Regions from separate parts of the Homo sapiens genome. Here region 2 is linked to region 1. A link is a loop called in an ENCODE intact Hi-C map of the cell type or tissue named here. Cell type or tissue: prostate gland. All regions are shown on one strand. Each heading gives the region's core, and the rest is flanking DNA. Links, peaks and the distances in the headings are about the cores only.

Evidence for each region. A loop is a pair of places that touch in the nucleus more often than their neighbours do. Peaks named below come from ENCODE experiments on the same cell type or tissue, not always from the same donor. Only the 100,000 strongest peaks of a DNase experiment are listed, where the experiment ranks them.
Region 2: it touches region 1 in a loop (2.9-fold over the local background); 2 of 110 quality-filtered maps call a loop at or near these places.

The regions. Positions count from the first base shown.
Region 1 is chr21:44,992,330-44,997,869 of GRCh38, reverse strand. It overlaps LINC00163 (long intergenic non-protein coding RNA 163), which reads left to right and starts at 3,784. Exons shown (of 2, transcript NR_033840.1): 1 at 3,784-3,966. LINC00165 (long intergenic non-protein coding RNA 165) reads left to right here and starts at 2,668. Exons shown (of 1, transcript NR_170266.1): 1 at 2,668-3,508. In prostate gland, for the core only: no CTCF peak of the experiment used is centred there; a DNase peak (open chromatin) is centred at 3,080.
Region 2 is chr21:45,130,515-45,134,874 of GRCh38, reverse strand. The region is part of intron 2 of ADARB1 (adenosine deaminase RNA specific B1); the gene reads right to left. Among named protein-coding and RNA genes, the nearest start is that of ADARB1, 58 kb to the right of the region's middle. RefSeq lists enhancers at 361-861, 862-1,362. In prostate gland, for the core only: no CTCF peak of the experiment used is centred there; a DNase peak (open chromatin) is centred at 1,814.

The DNA of each region.
Region 1 (5,540 bases), core at 1,869-4,368:
CAGGCCAGCGAGGCTTCAGAGTCCACACGGCGCTGGCGTCTGAACCAGCAGGGCTGTGGGACCTGAGCAGCCACGTGGCATCGTCTGCCACAGGCCCGGGCCTCCCCCGGCACCCCTGGCCACTGTGGAGGCTGCAGTCCGGTGCCACCTCCCAGGGGGCAACTTCAGCCTGTGCTCCTCCTCCTGGCCGTGAGATGGGCCCAGGGCCTGCCCCGCACAGCTGTGTGTGCTGCCTCAGACCGAGCCCACCACTGAGGGAGATGCAGGGGCCCACACACAGCTGCTACCACTCGGCCCCGTCGGCTGTTCCCCTGCAGGGCTCGTGTGAGCGACCCCCATCGCCGGGGGAGGAGGAAGCAGCCCGGGGCCCAGCTCCCAGAGCTGCAGGGGCATCAGGACAGTGGCTCCCTCCCGCCTGCTGTGGAGGTGGCCTTGAGGCCTCAGCCTGGCCCCCGCCCTGCCACCCTGCGCAGCCCAGCAGCAGAAACAGGACTCAGGGCCCCATCTCAGAGGGCAGGAACAGAGCTGGCATTGGGCCGAGCACCCCCGTTCCCAGCTGCTCAGGGCTGAGCAAATCACAGCTCTGAGCAACTCTGACCCTTGGCACCCACCCTCCTCCCGGAGCACCACAGTTCCCGGGGCACTCACCCTCCTCCTGGAGCACCACAGTTCCCGGGGTACCCACCTTCCTCCCCGGGGTACCCACCTTCCTCCCCAGCGTGCCCACCTTCCTCCACGGGGACCCGCTTTCCTCCAGGGATACCCAGGTGCCTTCCTCTCAGGGCACCCACCTTCTTCCCAGGCACCTACTTTTCTCCTGGGGCACCCACCTTCCTCTGGGGGCACCCGCCTTCCTCCAGGGGCACCCACTATCCTCCCAGGATACCCATCTTCCATGGCACCCATCCCATCTTCCTCCCATGGCACCCACCCCATCTTCCTCCCAGCGGCATGAGGCTCCCAGGGAGCTGTGTCTGCGAGGGCAGCATGTCTAGCCTGTGTCCAGTCCTGGGCAGGGAGTCTCACGACAGCCTCCAGATGCACCTGCACCTGCCCAGCCAGGGTGGCCTTGACCAGGCCGTGCAAACACCAGGGCCTGGCCTCTCCCACATGGGGTCATCTGCTCACCCAGGGAGGGCTGGAGGCTCACCCCACAGCCCCTTCCTCCTGCCACAGGGAACAGGGGACCAGGGCATCCTCCAGAGCAGTCCCCAGGGTGCAGATGGCCCCAGAGCCCCCAGACCAGCCCCAGCCCCGGGCTCCTGGACCATGGCTGGAAGGGATCCTCCCGCTCAGGGCTGGAGATGCCTGGCCTGGCACCAGCTACTCCGCCTTCTCCAAGGCACTTTAAAAAACACCCAGCAGCAGCACCTCATCCTCAGGGCACCCGCAAAGCTGAAGATGCAGACAAACAATACAGGGTGAGACTCCTGGAGGCGACAGGGCTGAGCTCGTGCCCTGTGAGCTCTTTCCCAGGTTACAGAGCTGAAAGGAGCCCAGGGACCTGGAGGAGGCTGTGTCAACTGCCGTCTGGTGGCTGGAGGTTGAGAGGCCAGCAGCCGCCAGCCTGCCCACGGGCACTCAGACCCACGGCCAGCGGCTTCTGGAGCAGGCCAGGTGGAGGCAGTGAAGCCCCCTCTTGGGGTCTGTTTCTTGCTTCCACCCAGAGCCACTCTGGGATCTTTTTGATGTGCCCTTGGATGCCCTTGTTCAGTGAGGGGGGCAGGCAGGGGCAGGCGGAACAGACCTCACCACTGAGCGGCCCCCAGAGGTCCTCCCCAGCCTCCCGAGGACCTCAGAGGGGGGCCCTTTCTCTCCCCTGCATCTTGGCCAACGGGTCCTGCACTGGAGCTGGGGCCTTGGTCAGACTCTAGGGGCCTGAAAGTCTCCTCCTTCCCCACTGAGGCTGGGAAAGGAGGCAGGTGGGCCTGGAGGCTCAGGCGGGGCTGCTGCTGGGCACCTCACTGGCTCTGCACCTACCTGCCCATGGTGCCAGCTGCCTTGCCGCTGCGTCCCCAGGTCACACATACTGGGAACCCCATGTGGCCGCCCCCGCAAGTTTTGCAGAACCCGTCCCGAGCCCCCGCGTGTCTTTCCCAACATGGGTCCCCTGTGGGGGGTGGGTGGGACCCTGTCTTTCCCAACATGGGTCCCCTGTAGGGGGTGGGCTGGGACCCTGTCTTTGGCTCCCGTTCCACACCTTGCCCTAGCCGGCAAGGGCTGCAGACCCGGCCGACAGGCCAAGCTTGCCAGAATCACTGGTCCCATGCAAAGCCAACACCCAACTCCAATGGGCGGCAAAGCGCCGCAGGCACAGAGCCTCCTTTCATCTCTGCAGCAGGCTGAGTTTAAAAAGCAGATTTTCTACACAATGTCGTACGCGAGTCTCAGCAGAGCTCAGGCCACGACCTCCAGCTGCCTGCAAGCCTGCATCTTCCTCTGGGAGGCTTCCCCCCTCACCCTGCATCAGGGCCCGGGCTTGAGGGGTGATGGAGGCAGGTTCCCCTGCAGCCGGCGGTTCTGGGAGCAGGTGCCCGAGGCGGAGGCCATGGCCTCTGAGCAGGTGGCAGCTTCGCCCCCACCAGAGCCTGCAGCCCTCACAGCATCCCACATTGCCCCAGCCTCTGCCTGGGCCAGGCCCTCAAGCTGCTGGCTGGGGTGCCCAGACTGTGGAGGCAGTGGTTGAAGGCCAATGGCTCCTGGTGTCATTAAAGACTCTGTTTTTACCTCCTCTGGGCCTCGGGAGACCAGCCTGGCACCAGAGGAGGGGCTGGCAGAGCCCCAGGCTCCAGTCCACACCCACCGGCCCCAGGTCTGGCCATGGGCTGGGCCCTGGTGTGCAGACAGCAGTGGCCACTGCTCCAGGGCCTTTGCACCAGCCTGCTGCAGGTCCAGGCGGTCATGGGGAGTGGAGCCGCAGCGGCCTCTTGTTTTCCTTCCCCTCTTGGGAGACGGCTGCTCCTCCTGGCTGTTTCCAGAAAGTGTGTTTGTTATTTGGCTCCTGGAAACACCATCTGATGAAACAGGCTCTGTTGGGCTGGCCTGCCAGGCGGAGGCTGTGGGCGCCCAGGAGTCTCACCACGAAGCAGGTGGCAGAGGCCCGATAGCCCCACCCTGCAGGCCGGGACCTGGCACCTAAACGGGGAGATGGAAGAACATGGAAAATTCCCTAAGAGCAAATTGATGCTCAGCTTCCGCGGGCACCAACTTGCTGCGGAATCCTGCTTTGCAGATCATCGTTCCTCGAGCATTCGGACGCCTCGGGCCCCAGAAGTTCAAGAACAAGAAAGCTCTGTTTCATGCAGACACGCTCACGCATGCACACATGCTCACACATGCACTTATACGTGCACACACACACACACAACACACACACACGCACACTCACACAACCATGGCCATGTAGCCCCAGTCTCAGCATCATGTCCTCTATTTAGAAATATTGGCTAAACACCTAATAAATAACTAAACAGAAATGTAATCTTTAATAAAGTCTCATAAACCAAAAGCCAGCTGGCAGTTCCATTTGGAACATCCATGAACACAGCTGCATTTATAGGAAAACTTCTCCGTCAGCGATGCTCCCATGTGTGACAGCCGCCCCCAGATGTCCTTCCTTCCCCTCCACACCCCCTCACAGCCCAGGGCCCTGGGGACACCGGTGCCGAAGGGCTGGATCTGATGGACAGGCCAAACCCGGGCCACGGGCCACAGTACTGAGCAGGCGGGGCCCTCAGGGAGGGACGGGGCTCCCTGGGCCAGCCCTCTGCCAGCCGACCAAGACTCACCCTCGATGGTGCCCTCGACCTGTCCTCCCTCAGCAGCCTGTGGCATCCAGACCAGTTCGTGGCCCCTAGGAGGGGAAACTGAGTCCCAGCCCCAGGGTCCTCCCTCGGCTTCACTGGGTGCCCCATGGAGGAGACAGCCAGGGTGTGTCACCTGACAGGCTCACCAGAACCAGCACAGGTAGGAGGACGGGGCAGGTGGGGACAGGACAGGGTTGGACTCCAAAGGGAGGCCGGCAGCACTGTGTCCCGGGGATGCTGACAGTGGCCCAGGAGGGGTCAGATCTCCTCCCCAGCCAGCAGCAGGGCCGTATGCTGGGAACAGGACCTCGTGGTGAGCAGGTGGGAAGGAGGTGGGTGGAGATGGTGGGTAGGGCTGCCTGGAAGACTCCCCAGGGATGGCCATGTGTGTTGGGAGCACTGCTGGAAGGATGGTGTGGCCAGGAGGAAGTCCCAGGGACAGGGGTGAGGAGGCTGGGCCAAGAGCCTGGGTGTGAAGAAGTCACCCTCAGCAGGCTGGGCCCATGGGCCCGGGGGGTGCTCAGGGAGGGTGAAGGGAGATGGGGAGGAGGCTCAGGCCTGCCAGGAGCCGGGTCCTGGTGGGCAGCAGAGGGTACGGTGCCTGGCAGCGCTGAACGGGAGTGGGCGGGAGGACGTGGAGCCAGGCCAGCCTCAGTTCGGGGGTCCTGGGGCCTGTGTCCAGAGGCGAGGCCCACACAGCGGCGGGACTGGTCCTGCAGGCGCGTGGCCACAGTGGGCAGGAGTGGGGGCTTTGGGGCCCTGGCTGCCCAAAGCTTGATGCTAGCCTAGGGCCAACCAGACCCCACATTCAGGGCATACCCCACAGCGTATCAGACATCTATAGCCGTGTAGCAAATACCCCAAAACGTAGCAGCTTAAAAATGCCTCCACGTGTTAGCTCCCCCGTTTCAGGGGCAGCATGGCTGGTGGCTGTGGCTCAGGTGGCAGCCACGGGCAGCCCCTTGTCCAGGACGGGGCTCACGGGGCTGTGGGGAGGCCTCAGCCCCTGACCATGTGGCACCCCCAGGCTGCCAAGTCTCCTCCAGGTGCCAGAAGCCACAGTCTAACCCCCTAGGCCTGGAAGTGGCCTCCCTTGTGCTGTGCCCGCCATGGGCTGTGGTCACATGGGTCACCCTAAGGCCACGCGGGCAGGGCTGCACCAAAAACATCAACACGGGGTCAGGGCGTCCGAGCCACCACAATGCCAGCTCCTGCAGTGCTGGCCACGTGCCTGGCAAGGAACCCTGCACACAGACCCTGCTCTGCCCACCCCCCAGGGGTCACGAGGCACACAGACCCTGCTCTGCCCACCCCCCAGGGGTCACGAGGCACACAGACCCTGCTCTGCTCCCCCCACGGGTCACGAGGCCCTCGTCCTGCTGGGCTAGAGGCGGTGGCCTCTGCCCTCCTCATAGTGGCTACTGGGAGACCATGAGGTGGTGGCAGCAGTTGCCTGTGCGGAGGTGTGCTCAGTGCTCAGGCAGGGAAACGTGCACACACACACTCTCACACACACACACACACTCATGCATACATGAGGAGGGGCTTTTGGGGGAAGAGGAGCCCAGGGAACATGACTCCTGGCACCTTCCATGGCGGGACCAGGGGTCGGGGGTGCAGCAGGAACTCTGGCCTTGAACCCAGTGGCTCCGCCTCATCTAGGGCTGCTCTCACCAGCTGTGCGGCCTGGGTGACTCCATGGCTCTGGGTCATGGGCCGTGCTTGGTGCCTGGG
Region 2 (4,360 bases), core at 702-3,201, 140 kb before region 1:
GGTGCTGGGTGCCCCTGACCACAAATGCCATCACCCACTGACCTGGCTGGCAAGGCGTCTTCATCCTCGGGATCTTCATCACTCATGGGCCTGGCCTCTAGGGGGTCCTCAATGCTCGCTGGATGAATGAGGGTGTGCTCATTGGCCATTTCAATTTCATCTTGTGTAAAAAAAAAAAAAAAAAATCTGTGCAAGTCTTTTGCCCCAAATTCTACTGTACTGCCTTGTCCATAGGGATCTGTAGGATTCTTCATGTACTATGGACCCTGAACACTAAGCCACGCCTCTGTCAGGCATATGCCTCTGCTGGGCGCACACACCTCTGCCAGGTGCACACACCCATGTCAGACACACACACACGTCAGGCACACACACCCCGAGTGTACGTACCCCTGCCGGGCGCTCACACACCCATGTCAGACACACTCCTGTCAGGCGCACACACCCGTCGGGCGCACACACCACTGTCGGGCACACACACCCATCGGGCGCACACACCACTGTCGGGCACACACCCCCGTCGGGCGCACACACCACTGTCGGGCACACACCCGGCGGGCGCACACACCACTGTCGGGCACACACCCCCGTCGGGTGCACACACCACTGTCGGGCACACACCACTGTCGGGCACACACCCGGCGGGCGCACACACCACTGTCGGGCACACACACCCATCGGGCGCACACACCACTGTTGGGCACACACCCAGCGGGCGCACACACCACTGTCGGGCACACACCCCCGTCGGGCGCACACACCACTGTCGGGCACACACCACTGTCGGGCACACACCCGGCGGGCGCACACACCACTGTCGGGCACACACACCCATCGGGCGCACACACCACTGTCGGGCACACACACCCGTCGGGCGCACACACCAGTCGGGCACACACCCCCGTCGGGCGCACACACCACTGTCGGGCACACACCCCCGTCGGGCGCACACACCACTGTCGGGCACACACCCCCGTCGGGCGCACACACCACTGTCGGGCACACACCCCCGTCGGGCGCACACCCGGCGGGCGCACACACCACTGTCGGGCACACACACCCATCGGGCGCACACACCACTGTCGGGCACACACACCCATCGGGCGCACACACCGTCGGGCACACACCCGGTGGGCGCACACACCACTGTCGAGCATACACCCATCGGTCGCACACACCGTCGGGCACACACCTCTTTCAGGTACACACCTGTCAGGTACAGGTAAGACAAATTCTTTTCTCAGTCAGTGCAGTGTTAGCATCCTGCCCCTGGGGTACACACCTTGTACACTCCCCTGCCTTGCAGGCGGGAGGAACTGTGAACATGATGGGATATAGTGTTACATAAGGCAAAGGTGAAGGGATTTTACAGATGCAATTAAGGCATCTCATCAGCTGACTGAGTTCATCAAAAGGGAGATTTTCCTGGGTGGGCCTGGCCTGATCAGGTAAACCCCTGAAGGATGAGAGAAGTCAGAGAGGAAAGGAAGAGGGGAGACCCTGCCTATACGCCTTGAGAGGCAAACTGCCATGCTGGGAAGAGGGCCACAGGGCAGGGGCTATGGGCAGTCTCCAGGAGCCAAGCGCCACAGGCCTATGGTCACAAGGAACTGAGCTCTGCCAAGAGCCAGTGGGCCTGAAGAGGACCCTCAGTCAGAAGCAACGGCAGCCCCTGCTCAATACAGGCACCTTAACTCCTGACACTTCAAGGAACAGAATCAGGGGCTCAGGCTTCTGAACAGAGGCTGACACCCCTTCGACAACTGTCCGATTCCACCAGGGAAACGAGCCAGGCTCACCAGGGCTTTGCGCCCAGAAGCACATGACTGTGAAAACTTGACAGATGAGCCGCCACCCAGCAGACAGGAAGGAAGGAAGACTGGAGGAGCTGGCAGGGAAACGCTGACTGTGGCTTTGGAAGATTGTCGGTATTTTCTTTTATGGTGTATTTTCTAATGTGCGCTCAAAGAAGCCCCTTCTCTTTCTTCTTCGTCTATCTCTAGCCCTAAATCCAGTAGACTCTGCTTTCAAAGCTGAAATAAAACACTCTCTAGGTAACATCTTACTCTCCTGAACTTTCAGAATTCAGGAACACTCATGCTAAGACACTTTACTCTTCCTGACAATGGAGTTTACTGCATAGGTTCAGTAAGAATTTGTCCTCCTTTTTACTTGGATGTAACCGGACAAAAAAAATGTGCCACCAACCCCACATCTGGAGTGTCACATCTGAAAGTGAATCCCTCACATCCCCTAAGCCCACCCACAGGAAGGATCTGTGCCCTGGGGAGCCAGTGCCCACCCAGCCCCCACAAGGTAGCAGGCCTGGTCCCTGTTCTATAACTTATGGGGGCCCAGAAAATTGTGAGGGCCTCAAGTTAAAGAAATTCAACATTTTTAAAAACTATGGGCAAAACCTGGTGTGGATACATTTCTTGGGTCTGGCTTCCTAGTTCCAGGGTAGAAGAACAAATAAAAGCAATCTTAAAACTCTCTGGAATGACAGAGGCTACTGGAAAAGCCATCTTAGTTCCTCACAAAGCTTCAGACAGAAATGAATCCTCTGACCTGGCCAGCTGCTCTCCCACTGCCGACCTTCCAATAGGACGCCACCTGAGCTGATGCGAATCAATCAGGCCCAACACCACACTGACAGCTTCCTGGTGACAGGGGTCATGCCAGAAAAGCACATTCAGAGACTTCTCGTTCTTGGCCAAATTTTTACTTTAAAATTTCAGTAATCTTTTGGAATATTTAGATACTAAAACATCACCTTTGCTCAGTTGGTTATTTTAGTCAATAAATTACTTTGAAGGAAGAAAAATGTCAAGTTTTTGTCACAATATCTGAGGATCCAGAATTAGCATCCTTACAATAATGTGCTTCATTCGAAGGCCCTCATTGGCCTGACCATCCACCCGGACTGCCCATCTCGAGAACCTCCACACAGAGAAGAGCCCCGCAGAGGCTTGCGGAGCTCTGCGCCAGGACACCGCCAGGCACCAGGACAGAGGTCAGCACACAGGACACCCCAGGGAGGGCACCTCCACGCTGTGTAAGCCTTGAATGACGGCTCTTTCCTTCTGGCCCCAAGAGCCCCTCTGAAAAGTGCCAGCCCCTAAAGACGCAGCTGCCTCTTGGCACTGGGCTCCATGCCCCTCCTCACTTCTCCTTTCAGTCAAGGCTTCGAGAGAACTTTAGTTCCTGACCAGTCGGTCAGGCGGCCACACCACACTGTGCACAGAGCAGGAGGCGGCAGCGATGCCCGGTGGTAGCAACAGGTAGCAACATGAGAAGTGGCGTAGGCATCATGGTGACATGGGCACTCCTAAACCTCCTGGAGGGAGCAGGGCCACCCCGGAAACAAGGAACTGTCCTGCACAAAAGGACTTCCATGCAGGTGGAAAGGCTGCTCATAATTCTCTAAGCCCAGCCCAGCTGAGTTTTGGATTGACACAATGCATTTTTCTATACTTTTAACATACACTCAATGTTCCAGAAATACAGAGACTACCTAGAGACAGGGAAGACTGAACACTGCTTCCTTCAGGTTTGACCATTTCAGAAAGTAATGCCACTCAGCTCTATTGCTTATGGTTTTCAGGTCACCAGCTCAGTACCTACCCCACATCTGCCTGCACTGACAGGCCCACACCACTCAGTGATCCGAGTGAAAGCAGCAGTGCCTAAATGTCCATACAGTGGCATAGAAAACTATTTTATTATGTATCTTCAGTTTCTCTTTATATTACATTTCAGCATGACACTGCTTTTTAACATTATATGGCTATAATTATATAAGGTAATATCTTCTGTGAACTTCATTTTAAAATAAAAAGATGAGTTAATAAATATTTGTTACAAAAAGAAGATGTGGTGTGGGGTGGCAATGAGAAAGACTGAGAAAGCTTTCCAGGCTTCAACAAGAGTCAAGGTTTCCCGAAGCCCTCCTCAGCAATTCCTCTTGCGCAGGGGAATTACTATAGGAATTCTATCTATTGTATCCCCCCAAGATGTTCCAGCCTCAGAAGATAATCTCATGTATAAAAACACAAGAAATAACTTCAGTCTTTTCAAGCAAAAAGAAAGGCAAAAACAGTGAGTCTGCCTGAAACTAAAAATAACTCCCCACAGCCCTGCAGTGCGACCTGTGGCTACACGGCACAGACAGCACTAAGGCAGGACCCGGGAGGGAGGCTCAGAGGGAAACCAGACAGTGCAGTGAGGCTGAGGACGGCCGTGCTTCCAAAGATGTTCCAGCCAAAATCTTTCATGTTTATTTATTTTTATTTAAACCACCCTGAAAAGGGAAAAGAATAACACGCCAAACTGTTTGCTGCCGAAATTAGCTCTTATTTTA